Linked DNA regions of Homo sapiens: all the other regions are linked to region 1. Evidence: chromatin contacts called from ENCODE Hi-C or POLR2A ChIA-PET data. All regions are on one chromosome and are shown on one strand. The core of a region is the stretch at or near the end of the contact, and the rest is flanking DNA. Distances in the headings are between cores, read along the strand shown. Region 1 holds the start of OAF (out at first homolog). Region 2 overlaps POU2F3 (POU class 2 homeobox 3). Region 3 holds the start of TRIM29 (tripartite motif containing 29).

Evidence for each region. A loop is a pair of places that touch in the nucleus more often than their neighbours do. ChIA-PET counts read pairs that join two places held with the same protein, here RNA polymerase II (POLR2A). Pooled maps may share reads with other maps.
Region 2: a map of PC-3 shows a loop between it and region 1 (15-fold over the local background). The contact joins the enhancer-like site here to the promoter of OAF in region 1. A Hi-C loop is called at or near these places in 4 of 168 maps with a recorded cell type or tissue (DLD1, PC-3, dorsolateral prefrontal cortex and 1 more) and 6 of 50 pooled maps. POLR2A ChIA-PET finds 5 or more read pairs at or near these places in 3 of 52 experiments (MCF 10A, Panc1 and activated naive CD4-positive, alpha-beta T cell).
Region 3: a map of mammary epithelial cell shows a loop between it and region 1 (2.0-fold over the local background). The contact joins the promoter of TRIM29 here to the promoter of OAF in region 1. A Hi-C loop is called at or near these places in 3 of 168 maps with a recorded cell type or tissue (PC-3, PC-9 and mammary epithelial cell) and 1 of 50 pooled maps. POLR2A ChIA-PET finds 5 or more read pairs at or near these places in 3 of 52 experiments (MCF 10A, PC-3 and PC-9).

Annotation. Positions count from the first base shown.
Region 1 is chr11:120,208,713-120,212,899 of GRCh38, forward strand. It overlaps OAF (out at first homolog), which reads left to right and starts at 2,320. Exons shown (of 4, transcript NM_178507.4): 1 at 2,320-2,798. The coding sequence starts at 2,568. RefSeq lists an enhancer at 1,073-1,614 and silencers at 1,948-2,207, 2,388-2,437, 2,528-2,637.
Region 2 is chr11:120,300,529-120,304,715 of GRCh38, forward strand. It overlaps POU2F3 (POU class 2 homeobox 3), which reads left to right. Exons shown (of 13, transcript NM_014352.4): 6 at 1,758-1,840. Among named protein-coding and RNA genes, the nearest start is that of TLCD5, 23 kb to the right of the region's middle. Within about 2 kb of position 1,781, at least 8 of the 41 ENCODE cell types and tissues checked have a DNase peak (open chromatin) inside an H3K27ac peak, as active enhancers do.
Region 3 is chr11:120,135,626-120,139,812 of GRCh38, forward strand. TRIM29 (tripartite motif containing 29) reads right to left here and starts at 2,488. Exons shown (of 9, transcript NM_012101.4): 1 at 1,603-2,488. The coding sequence starts at 2,406. It overlaps LOC105369529 (a long non-coding RNA gene), which reads left to right. Exons shown (of 3, transcript XR_948100.3): 2 at 2,722-2,812; 3 at 3,135-4,187.

The sequences.
Region 1 (4,187 bases), core at 1,070-3,569:
GTTGAAGTAGAGAAGGAAGTTGACTATGGGGAAGAGGTGGGAAAGAGATGAGGTCTTCCATCCTTGTTTCCAAACCCAAAATGTGAACAGAGACAAACCTCAGGGACCTAAACAAGAAATCTGACATCCAGGGCTTCTTTGCCCACTTCTGGGCTGTTGTGGGAGGAGAAGGGGTAAGAGCCTGGGAAATGGCTGAGGGCAGAGCTGGTGGCGGATGGGGACAGGACCTGAAACAAGGGAAGTTAGGAAATGTGGGCGAGGCCCTTAATGACTGTGTGGGCTGACTCATGTGGGAGACCTAGCTTCAAGGCCGCATGGAGATCCAGCATCCTGTCAGGCGGGAGGCCAATTTCAAGACCCTGGGCATCTCTAGTCTAAACGGTTGCCAGCTAAGAGTGGGAGTCCTTAGGGGAGCAATCCTTGTGCTAATCCAATTATTCCCTAACAGCCTGCCTTATCTCCCGGATGTGAAGATGAACTCCTTAGGAGCCAGGTTCTCCAGGAAGGATGCTGCTTGTTTCAGATGCTCTATGTTTTTGTTTTGTTTTGTTTTGTTTTGTTTTGTAGAGACGGAGTCTTCCTCTGTCACCCAGGCTGGAGTGCAGTGGCGCAATTTTGGCTCGCTGCAACTTCTGCCTCCTGGGTTCAAGCAATTCTCCTACCCCAGCCTCCCGAGTAGCTGGGATTACAGGCGCACGCCGCCACACCCAGCTAATTTCTTTTGTATTTTAGTAGAGACGGGATTTCACCTTGTTGCCCAGGTTGGTCTCGAACTCCTGAGCTCAGGCAATCCGCCCGCCTCGGCCTCCCAAAGTGCTAGGATTACAGGCATGAGCCACCGCGTCTGGCCCAGACGCTCTATGCTTAAACATCTGCCAAATACCTGCTGTCAACCACTTATGTCGAGCATCATGTGGGCCTTGTCAAAAATGCTAATCCTCAGTTCTTTTCCCTAGAATCTGATTCCATGGGTTTAGGGATTCGGGAATCTATTTTCTAACAAGCATCCAGGTGATTCTTCAGGAAAGGCAAATTTGGAAAAGGCTGACTTGGTAGTCTCTTAAATTCCCTTCAGTCCTAAATCTAGGCAGCAGAGAGCGGGTAGCGGGAAGGGCCCCTGGATGATAGCAAGAGGCCGATTCTAGCCGGACCCTGCAGTTCACATGGCCCTGTGCTGGGGAAGCCCTAGAAGGGAAGGAGGCTGCAGAGAAGGGAGTTTTCACCCATCAGTAATCAAGGTCCCAACAGAAGTGAAAATGGAAGTCAGGGAACAATTGGTTTTGAGCATCTTCGTGGGGCTTTTTCCCTTGCCTGGGACTGGCAGGACAGTGTAGGTCTGAGCAGCTTCCACGATACACACGGGGACACTTAAGCCCAAAGAATTTTTAAAACGTGCCTAAATTCCACAACTAATCAGAGGAGGCAGCAATCCAGATCTCCTGGTCTTCACCCTTCTTATTGTTGGGGTGCACCGCAGGGCACGCATGTTTCCTTGTGGCTTGTGGGAAAGCCACTGTCGTGGAGCGCCAGCGTCCCGAGTCCCTGGAAATTCTCCCAAGTGACCTGGAATCCAACATTTCCCTGGATTTTCATAGTCTATAATAGAGAGAAAGAACCGGGTCTGCGGTGGTGGGCAGGACTGAGGAAAGGCCGTGAATGCGGGAAGCACGGGAGGCAGGACTGAAAAGGAAAGAGGCACAGGGGCTCACAAAACCTGAGGGCCGCGTCCCAGTGGGTGACCTGACCCATCAAGGTCTAACACCTGGCCGTGGCAAAGCTGGGCGAGAACCCCCGATCCACCCTCCCAGTGTGGGGCAGGGAAAAGGCAGAGTGCAAAGCGAGGTCTGATTTTGCAGAAGCTTTTTAGAAATTCGCTGTCAGAGAAACTGAAAGACCAAACAAAACCCCTAAAAATCCAAGCCCGATTATTTCATCCACGTGGCACAAAAGCAAGCCAAAAAAAAAAAAGCGGGGGGGGGGGGTGGCGGTGCAGGGCGGGGGAAGAGTCACCCGTCCTGCCCCTGCTGGAAGGAAGGGATTTGCCCCGGGAGAGCAAACTTCTGACTCCGCCTGGGTCGCTGACTCCGCGCGGCCGGGCGGGAGGGAGGTCGAGGAGGCCGCTCGCACAAAGCCGCGGAGCCGCTGCCCCCTCTCCCCGCCCCCTGCCCGGCCAACGCCGAAGTGCGGAGAGCAGCCGCGGGCCCTTTAAGGGCCGCGAGGTGCGCGGTCTCTTTAAGGCGGGTCCTGGTGGTTTCTGTTTTCTGAAGGAAGTGACGGGGGGTGGGATTGAATGAAAAGTGCAAAACACAGGCTCGCAGCGCTGGAGCCCGGGGCCGCGGAGCCGGGCCGGGGCAGCGCCGTCTCCGCCTCGGGGCCGCCGGGGGCGCCCTGCTGAGCGCTACCCACGTGCGTCCGCGCCACCTCGCGGGCGACCCCGCGGCCAAGGCCCCCGGCGGAGCGGCTCCCGGGCGCCCCGAACTAGCCCCCAACTTTGGGCGAAGTTTGCCTGCGCCTCTCCCCGCCCCCACGCGGCGCGCCGGGGCCGCGGACGGCAGCGGCCCCCGGGGATGCGCCTTCCCGGGGTACCCCTGGCGCGCCCTGCGCTGCTGCTGCTGCTGCCGCTGCTCGCGCCGCTGCTGGGAACGGGTGCGCCGGCCGAGCTGCGGGTCCGCGTGCGGCTGCCGGACGGCCAGGTGACCGAGGAGAGCCTGCAGGCGGACAGCGACGCGGACAGCATCAGCCTCGAGCTGCGCAAGCCCGACGGCACCCTCGTCTCCTTCACCGCCGACTTCAAGAAGGTGAGGCGCCCTCACTCGCCGGGGTGGCACCTTCAAGCCTGAGCCCCCCGGGATCCCAGGCGCTCTCTTGCCTGCAGACGGAAAGACGGGCCCAGGAGGGAGACGCAGCTGGCCCAAGGTCACGCCGGGCTCTTCTCTACACCTCTTTGCCCACTCCCCAGGGCCCACCCCTTCATTCTCTCCAAAGAACCCCTCTGCTTCCCTTTCTCACTCCCTCCTCCAGCGCTCCCAGAGCCCCCCAGGTGCTAACCCTCCTCCAGAACTCCTACTAACGACTGGACTCCCTTCTTGGAGTCATTCCCCTGTGCTCTAGTGGGAAAGTCCTAGGCGAAGTGTTCTCGCTGTGGGCTCTCACTGTGGGTTCTCCCTGTGTGATCTAGAGCAAGCAAGCCTCTTTCCTCCTATGGGCCTGGCTTCTCACCCCTGTACAGGGCACTGAGGGGTCTGCGAGGCCTCCCAGCCCTGACATTTTGGAGTCCCTCTGTCACCTCTCCCTCTGTTTCACTTTTCTGGGGAGAGCTGGTTGCCCCTGGTCCCTCTCAAGCCGGGAGAAGCCCTGTCTCCTCTTTGGTCTGGAAGGCTGGGGCGCTTGCAGCAGGAGGATCCTGGAGAGAGACCCCAGCTGAGGCCCCCTCCCTCTGGGAGAAGTGCTGCCCTTCACTCTGCCTGGCAGAGAAGCGAGCCAACCCCCCTATTTTGGCCCAGATTAGGGTTAGGGAGTTAGAGACCAGCCCGGTGGGTGGGTGGGTGGGTGGGTGTGGGTGTGTGGGTGTGTGTCCCAGATTACGGTTTGGGAGTTAGAGACCAGCCCGCTCTTGGTGTGTGTGTGTCTGTGTTGGAGGGAATAAGAAGGGCCTTGCACCCAGGGGGCTGGGGGATTATCAGGAAATGGGCCTGGATGGTGAGTGACTAACAGTGACCCAGCAGCAGGAAAGCTGGAGGAAAAGAGGGTGGGTAAGTCTTAGGTATTCAAAAGGAGCGTTCTGTCTCCTTCCCCCAGCTAAAGAGAGGCCCTGTGAGGCTCTGTCCCTGGGGGAGTGCAGGGGTGAAGCCGATTAGATAGCTGGGGGAGCCCGGGGCCCCGGGGACCCTTGCTGAAGCTGCCTGTCTTTCCTCCCTCGTAGAGACAGGGCGCTTTAGAGGAGAGGTGGCGGAGTTTGGGAAGTCAGTTAGGGACCCAGCCAGATTGCCATAGTTAGCAGGGGTGAGGGGTTAGGCTTGACCGCTAGAGGTGGGTGGGGTTGGGGGGTGAGGCTTGACCGCTGATTGCCCCAGGGCCACGGAGTTGGCACTGACATTGGACATAAGCAGGCAGATGGGGGGTGGGGTAGTGAGCGTTCACAAATGGGAAGACTTTGTAGCCCATCCTTACTCCGCAGGCCTAAGCTA
Region 2 (4,187 bases), core at 531-3,030, 91 kb after region 1:
CGAGGTGGACGGATCACTTGAGGCCAGAAGTTCGAGACCAGCCTGGCCAACATGGTAAAACTCTGTCTCCACTAAAAATACAAAAATTTGCCGGGTGTGGTGGTGCATGCCTGTAATCCCAGCTACTCAGGAGGTTGAGGCAAGAAAATCACCGGAACCTGGGAGGCAGAGGTTGCAGTGAGCCAAGATTGCACCACTGTCCTCCAGCCTGGGCGACAGAGCAAAACTCTGTCTCTGAAAAAAAAAAATAATGGAGGAAGTATAAACTCTCTCCTGTTGCACAAATCCCAAGTAGAGGTTTTGGAAATCCAGAATCCAAACAAAATGCAACTCTGCCTTCCGCCCTTAGCACCTGCACAAATGACAGTCACTATCCTTAGTTTCCAAGGCACCTCAGAATATTATGGTGATGAATGAGACCCTATTTGAATTTTTAAGTGTTTATTTTGGTTAAAAAATAAACATCATACTCCTGGAATGGAAAAGGGAAGGTAACAGTTTAATTTGTTTTCAGAAGACTGGAGAGCGACATGAAAATGGCCCAGGCTTATAACCACCTAGGTCAGTGTATGATGCAGTGGTGGAAAGACACTTCCAAATTTGGAGTCAGAAAAATTTACTGGTTTCTTTAAAAAGTCACTTACTAACTGTGTGTTTTGGGGAAAGTTACCTAACCTCTCTGAGCTTCCATTTCCTCTTCTGAAAAAATGGGATAATAGCAAGGCTCTGCCTCATGAGATTATTGAGAGTCACTTGAAATAATGCATGTGAAAAGGCTGTATCCATTTCAACCGCCATGTCAGAATTGCCATTAGTACCCAAGCCTCTCAACTCCCAGTTCTGGATTCCTTGTAAGAGCTTTCTTGCCTATGTATTTTAATAATGAACAATGAAGCCCTGACTTTTTGAAACTGAAGAGCATAAAGGTCAACATCAGCAGATGCTGTATGTACATTGTGACCCAGAACAGCCTAGGGAAAACAGAGACCCCAAAGTGCTGTTGAGTGACAAGCGATTGGGATGACCAACCCCATTGTCTGCTTTGGTGGTTTGATGGCCCCACTCCTGCTGGGAGAGTGAGCCACCAACCAGGCAGAGTCCCTCATGTACCGTTTTCCTGGGGAGGATGGAGAAGCCGGTATAATACATACTGCCCAAGGGAGTTTCCAGAGGCTCAGCCCTGGACTTTCCCTCCTCTCTCAGCCCTCTCTCCCAAGTATAAAATGTCCTGGTCAGCCACATGCCTCTGGCTAAGGCCCACTGCCCTTTAGAGCCGTATGGTCGTATCTGCTTGGTCTGGCATCCTCGCAGATTTGATTGGGCCTCTGTAGCCATAACCCAGCTACTTCTCCTGCAGGGAAAGCCAAAATCCTCAGCCCTAGCTTGAATTCTCAGCAGCCACCCTGCATCCTTTCCCTTCTTGGTTTTCTTCAGCTCTGGTAATCAGATCCCAGAGTAGATCGTCTTGACCCTCCTTAGCCTCTACGCCTCTCCAGACAGGCGGGCAGGTGGAAGGACTGGTTTGGGGACTGCTGTTTACATGTCTGTTTATCCCTGTATCTGATTTGCCTCCACCTGTATGTGGCAATGCCTGGCAGTGCTAGGAGGGCCTCTCCATGGGACTTGAGGTGGGTGGAGGGACCTGATCAGGTGGCAGGGGGTGGGGACAGTGATCGTGGTGCCAAAGTTGTAGCACATGTGTTTCAAATAGCCTGGATTTTATTTGTCTGTTCCTTTGTCCCTCCCCTTTCACCCAGGTCTGCAGCCAAATCTCCTCCCCTTTCCACAGCAACAAAGCGGTCTCCTCCTCCCACAGACTGGGCCGGGACTGGCATCCCAGGTAAACAACCCCATTCTTCCTGTTTCCTCTAGGAATGTCTCAGCTCTCACTGAGTTTAACTCACTGGTTTCCCCCTACCCCTTTAACAGGGCACTAACCCCTCTGGGGAGAGGGGATAGCAGGGAACTATCCATTGGCACAGGGGAAATCCAAGCTACAGCAAGTGGGGGGACAATTTACCAAGTGTCACTGGTGGGGCCACAGTTAGAATCCAGAGATTCCAGCTCCCAGGCCAGCCTCCTTCATGCTCCAGGCACTGAACTCCAACCCTGCACAGGCCCCAGCATTGCTCCTCTGAGAGCCAGGCTCAGCTCACTTCTCAGGCATACCAAGATGGCCACGAACCCTACCTAGGTGCTCTCAAGCCCCAAGAGGGAGACTAGAATACTACAGACCTGATGTCCCAGACCACAAAGCCAGTGTCTTTCACCTCTGGGCCACTATTCCAGATTGCCTCCTGCAGTGGGCACGTATATAGGCCAGTGGGCTGAGGTCTGGGAGAGGGGTTGTTTGCAGAGCTGCCATGGTTCCACACAGCACCTTTTTTCCAACTAGGAAAAAGGCACCTCTTCTGGCCAGGTGCAGTCTCATGCCAAGGTGGACAGATTGGCGACAGCAGCATGAGCTGTATCTTAGCTGCCATTCCTCCCCTGATCTGGGTGCCCCTGTACAGTTAATAACCTGCACAGCTGCATGAGATGGCTCTGCACAGATGGTTGGGCAGAATGGTTGGGAATGACTGCAGAGATCTCTGTGCTAAGATCCCCATGGCTCACCAAGAGCCCGGCCTTCAGAGAGGGCTGAGGCCACTAAAAGTACCTGGAGGGGAAGCTCGCCATCTAGTGGTTGAAATGGGGACACCAGCATCATAAGCTGCTCTTCCGCCTCCTCCTGGCTGCCCTCTCCAGAATCTCATAGCCATGGGCTTACAGCTGGAAGAGATCTTAGAATCTTCAAGATCAACTCTCATCTCTTATCATATTTTGGCATGGAGAGACTGGTAGCAGAGAGACCACATAGAAGATTATGAAGATCATCCAGGGGAGGGGTCATAAAGGATTGGCTTAGAGTTGTGGCAATAAGAAGAGGGGATGATTGAGGAGATGCTTTGGGAAGTTGAATCAGTGCAGTTTGCCAGTGGATTGGAGATGAAAGGAGGAGGGAGAAGGTCTAGCAGAGAGCCCCATAAGTCTTTGTCAAATGAAAGAACAAATGATTTAATGAAAAGGAAGGTTCAAAGAGGACTGGGGCTTTGTCCTGAGGGTCTGGTCTATGCCACACTCTCCTCACACACCCTCTCCCTGCAAACTAAGACCAAATTCATGATGGTTTCAGACTAAAAGACCCTTCACTGGGGGAAAGACTCCTAAACTTCTCTCTAGAGGTCCTTTTACCTTCTTCATCATAAGGATACCTATCTGAATGGTAAACCCAAATATCCCAGAGGAGAAGAAGTAATGTTTAGTCTACAAAAAGTAAATCAAAAAGGAGAGAAGAGGTGGATTTAGCCCTTTGAGCTAGCTGGCCACAGTGCCTGGACCCCTAGGCCCAGATTCCACTCTATCCTTGTGGAATGATAGATGTCCTTAAGATCGGATTCATTCCTGACCCCAAATAGGCACAGCATGGTTCTAGGTTTAAGGGTACGTTTTCCTATGAAAATAAGCTCAAGAAATAATATTTGGCTGGGCACGGTGGCTCATACTTGTAGTCCCAGCACTTTGGGAGGCCAAAGCAGGTAGATCACTTGAGCCCAGGAGTTTGAGACCAGCTTGGGCAACATGGTGAAGCCCTGTCTCTAAAAAAACAAAAGTTAGCCAGGTGTGGTGGCACACGCCTGTAGCCCCAGCTGTTCAGGAGCCTGAGGCAGGAGAATGACTTAAGCCCAGGAGGTTGACGCTGCAGTGAGCAGTGATTGTGCCACTACACTCTAGCCTGGGTGACAGAGTGAGATCCTGATTCAAAAAAAAAAAGAAGAAGAAGAAGAAAAAGAGAGAAAGAAAGAATATCTCCTAGCAACCCAAATGTGATCAAGGTGCATTTTATAAAGGTACTGATTAAAATACCTTTGATTAAAAACAAAACACTTTCATGAAAGAAAATGGTGGTTTAGAAAGTAAAATGAGGCACAAGAGTTTGACATTTTAGGAAAGTTCTATGAAGGCCATGAGTTATTGGATGTCCCCTGTTATCTTCAGTTAATGCCTGTTCAACACCTCAGTTACCTGCTTTATGGAAAAAAACAAAAAACAAAAAAACAAAGCAAGCAACCTTTTCTTTGTCCAGTTCTGTGATTTGTTTTTGGAATCTTTGTAAACAACCCTGCTAGCTCCTTTTATGGTAGAAA
Region 3 (4,187 bases), core at 1,238-3,737, 73 kb before region 1:
GGGGTCAGAAGATGGGGGAAGCTGGAAACATCTTCTTCCTGGGCCAAACGAGGCTTCTGGAAGGAATCTGTGAGTCTGTTCCCCTCTCTACCTCAGCCCTTTCTGTCCAGGGGTGTGGGTGAGAGATGAAGGGAAAGAGTAATCAACCAGCTCCTCCTGGTCAGGAAGGCTGGGCAGGAAGGAATCCTCTGCTGTCCAGATCTGAGGTGTGCAGAAGCTCTTCAGGAAAGTGGAGTTCACTGCTTTGGAGGCCAGGAAGGTTTGCCCCAGGAAGGCCACCCACAGCAGGAAGCTGTGTACCTTAGGGAAGAGTGAGCCCCACATCTGTGGGGCAAAGGGCAGTGGCCACAGCTGGGCCCTTTGCCCAAATCACCTTCCCCAGGTATGCTACATCCACAAGCCTGCACTTGCCTCTGCTCCTCCCCATAGAAGTACAGGCACAGTCACATAGAACTCATGCAAACACACTTACGTATCACATATATGAATACATGCAAACATCCACAAAGGCACAAAAACACCCACGTGCACATAAAATAAACACATATACAGATGCTCCTCAACTTGTGATGGGGTTATTTACCAATAAACCCATTGTAAGTTGAAAATGTGATAGGTCAAAAATGCTTTTAATACACCTAGCCTACCAAGCATCATAGCTTAACCTAGCTTACCTTAAACTTGTTCAGAGCACTTACATTAGCCGACAGTTTGGCAAAATCTTCTACTACAAAGCCTATTTTGTAATAAAGTGTTGGATTTTATGGAATACTGTACTGAAAGCATAGCACTTTCACATCATTGTAAATCAAACCATCCTAAGTCAGGGACTAGCTGTACACGTACACGCCATCCACACACAAACTCCAAACTTCCCCAACGGTGTCCGCCTGCAGGAATATGTGTGTCCACACACAACCACACACGCAAAACACAGGGCCCAGCTGGGAGAAGGATAAAGGAGGCTGTGGAGGAAGTCAAGAGACCAGCTGGGGATCAGCTAGAACAAGAAGCCACTGTACGACAATAAAAACTACAAAGACAGCAAGAAGGACCTTTCAGTGGGCCCCAAAATTCTCTCCTTCTAGTATCTTTCCTCACCCACAACCCATTCCCCAGGGGCCAGTCCGACTCAGGTTGGAGGAATTATCTCTTCTTCAAAGCAAAAAAAAAAAAAAATAAAAGAAGAAGAAGAGGAGGAAGAAGAGGAAGAGGGAGAAGGAGAAGAAGAAGAAAGAAACACCTCAGCCAGGCACAGAGCCCAGAAGTGAGGTCTATGCAGTTGGGTCATACTCTCTAACCTGACTCGAATTTATCCTATGACTTTGGTCAGGCCCTCAACCTTTTCTGAGTCTCCATCCGCTCATCTAGAAAATGTCCCTGTCTCCTGAGACCTTAGGGGATTGGGGAGCAACCTCTGATCCCCAGCTGGGATTAGGGGGGACAGGGGGCATGAGGGGAAATAAATGTTTTCTAAAAGAGCCAAGGACAGTAGAAACTTAAGCCCCAAACCCGAGGAAGCCCGAGTGGAGAAGATGAAGTTCGGAGGGGTGGGGTGAGAGAGGAGAGGCCTGGAGGGGCAGGAGGGGCCCCAGCACTTACCTCCTTCTCGGCCTTGGCCTCCTCCACTGTCACGGTGCTATGATTCTTGTGCTCCTGGAACATGCAAAGGTAGCAGATGCAGGTCTGGTCGGTCTGGCAGAAGAGCTCCATCGTCTTGCCATGCACGGGACACTTGCGGGCCTCAAAGTCCCGGATGGGCTCGAGCAGCTGGTGGTCTCGGAAGGCGGCGCCCTCCAGGTGGGGCTTGAGATGCAGCTCGCAGAAGGAGGCCTGGCACACCAGGCAGGACTTGACCGCCTTCTGCTTGTTGCCGATGCAGGAGTCGCACAGCACCTCCTCGGAGCCGGACTTGGACCGTGAAAAAAGGCCCGTGTCGGCCCGGGGGTAGCTGTTCCGCCGGGTCTCCCCGGGCTCCATGATGGACACCGTGGGCTTCCGGGACTCCGAGAAAATGGACTTGCGCAGCTCGCCCTTTTCGGCAAAGGTAACGGGTGGCTTCTTGGCAGCCCCCAGCTGGAGCCCTGCGTACGGCGACCTCTTGCCTTCCATAGAGTCCATGCTGAAGTAGTTGGAGTTCTTGTCGTCCCCGGACTCGACAAACTGGATGATGGGTCGCCGCCACTCATTGCCCGCGAACAGGGCGCTCCTACCTTCCCCTGGCTTCAGGGCGCTGCCCAGGCTCTTGCCCTCAGCTGCCTCCCCGCCGTGCCCGTTGGTGGTCTTGGCATCCTTGCCGTCAGCCTTGGTGCCATTCTCCAGGCTGCCACTGGGGCCCGACGGGCTCCGGGCATCCCTGGCTTCTGGGCTCGACCCGTTGCTCCTGGAGGCATCTGCAGCTTCCATCGCAGGGTGCTTGGCTGAGCTGTTTCAGGCTTGCTGGGGTTCAGGATAGGTGACCTTTCTGGCAGGCGTCTCGGCAGGGAGTGGGGCAGGCAACCACGAGGACTAGAGACACACCTGTGAGGAGGAGGAGGGGGAGGAGGCGGAGGAGGAGGAGGGGGAGGAGTGGAGGGGAGGAGCAACAGGCACAAGCCTGACACAGCGGCCCGGGAGAAGCAGGGAGCCCCGCAGCCAGCAGAGCAGATAATTGCACAGGAACCACGCCCTGCACATTCATCCCTAACCTGATTTTTAAAAGAAGTGTTTTTTCTCCCCCAGCTTATTTTCCACAACTCAGCAACCAGTTGGGCTGCTTCCCTCTGACGCACTTGCTTCTCATCCGGGGAGCGGGGAGTCTCCGTCTTCACAAGTGGGCAGGCTTCACTGAGCCCAGAGGCCCCTGGGGCAGAAGGTGAGGTGTCTGCAGAGGCCTACCAGACACAGGGCTGTTAACTGGGTCACACAAGCCAAATAGCCTTGTAATTTGCAGGCCTGAGTTTCAGAGGAAAGATTGTCCACCCTGGGACTGTATCGCTGCTTTTCACCTTAAGGGGGAAGGATGGGTTCCATTTGATTTGGCTACTGAGTATTGAACCCTACTTGCCAACCTCCAGGCACTTTCCTAGGTATTGCATATATTACGAGCTCATTCAGGCTTCCCTAAAACCTGTTCAATTACCCCTTTTTAACAGATGAGAAAACAGGCTTTAAGAAGATAACTCACTGGCCTAAGTCAAGTGGCCGAGCTGGGATTTGAACCCTAAGCCTTTGAGAAGCCAAAGTCCCTTCTTCAGCTGGGTGGTCATGGAGTCACCTGAATATCTCATCAGAAGATGGCTTCTGAGAGTCTGTCCTATCCCAATGGCCCCAACAAGATACATATAGACCTTAGATTATTGCTACCTGCGTGGATTCAAATGACCAAGGCACAACAATGAGGGGAATCCAAGCAATGCCAGCCCAGGTGGTTGGGTCCTCAGGGCCCAAACACTTGACTCTCACCTGTCTCCACACTTGGTCTGCTGTGTGACTCAGAAAACACCTGCCCATCCTCTCTGGGCCAGGCCACAGGCAATGCCCTCCAAAAAGAGGTCAGCAAAGTGTGAGATTCAGATAATCTCAGAAGTCACCTGTTCAAATATGACTATCATATAAATACAGACCTCAGGAAGAAAAGTGAGAAAAACAAACTTCATCCCCTTCCTCTCCGTGGCCCCTGCGGAACACCAGGACCCTTAGCTCTTGTAGGACATGCCCCCCAGCCACTTCTGGGCTCTGACCCATTGACCTGGTCCTAGGAAGCCTCCAAACCCCTAAGGAAAGGGCCGTGCCTCTCCAAGGCCAGGCTGGGCAGGGCAGAGCAGACAGTAGGTGAGGCTGGCGTGGCAGGTTCTGGGCTGTGTGGAGGGGAATGGGTTTCCCTTCCTTCCCCTCCAATCCATGTCAAGCTAGGAAGCCCCCGCCCCTTTGCCTCACCAGGCTGAGCAGCTAATCCTTTGCAAAAACAGCCCCTGGGAACAAGGGCAGAGACAAGCCCACCTCACAAAGCAGTTCACTTATGAGAGGATGTATGTGAGGTGGTGTTGGCGTGGGGAGTGCTGGCTTCATGACGGGGATTCTCCTCTTGCCTGAGGTCTCTGTCTGTGGGCCCCAAAGGAGCCCCCTCTTGTTTGAACTCACTGGTGAATTGGCTAAGAGCTTGTTGGGCCTTCTGGGGAGGGGGACACTTACTCAAAATGCCAGGC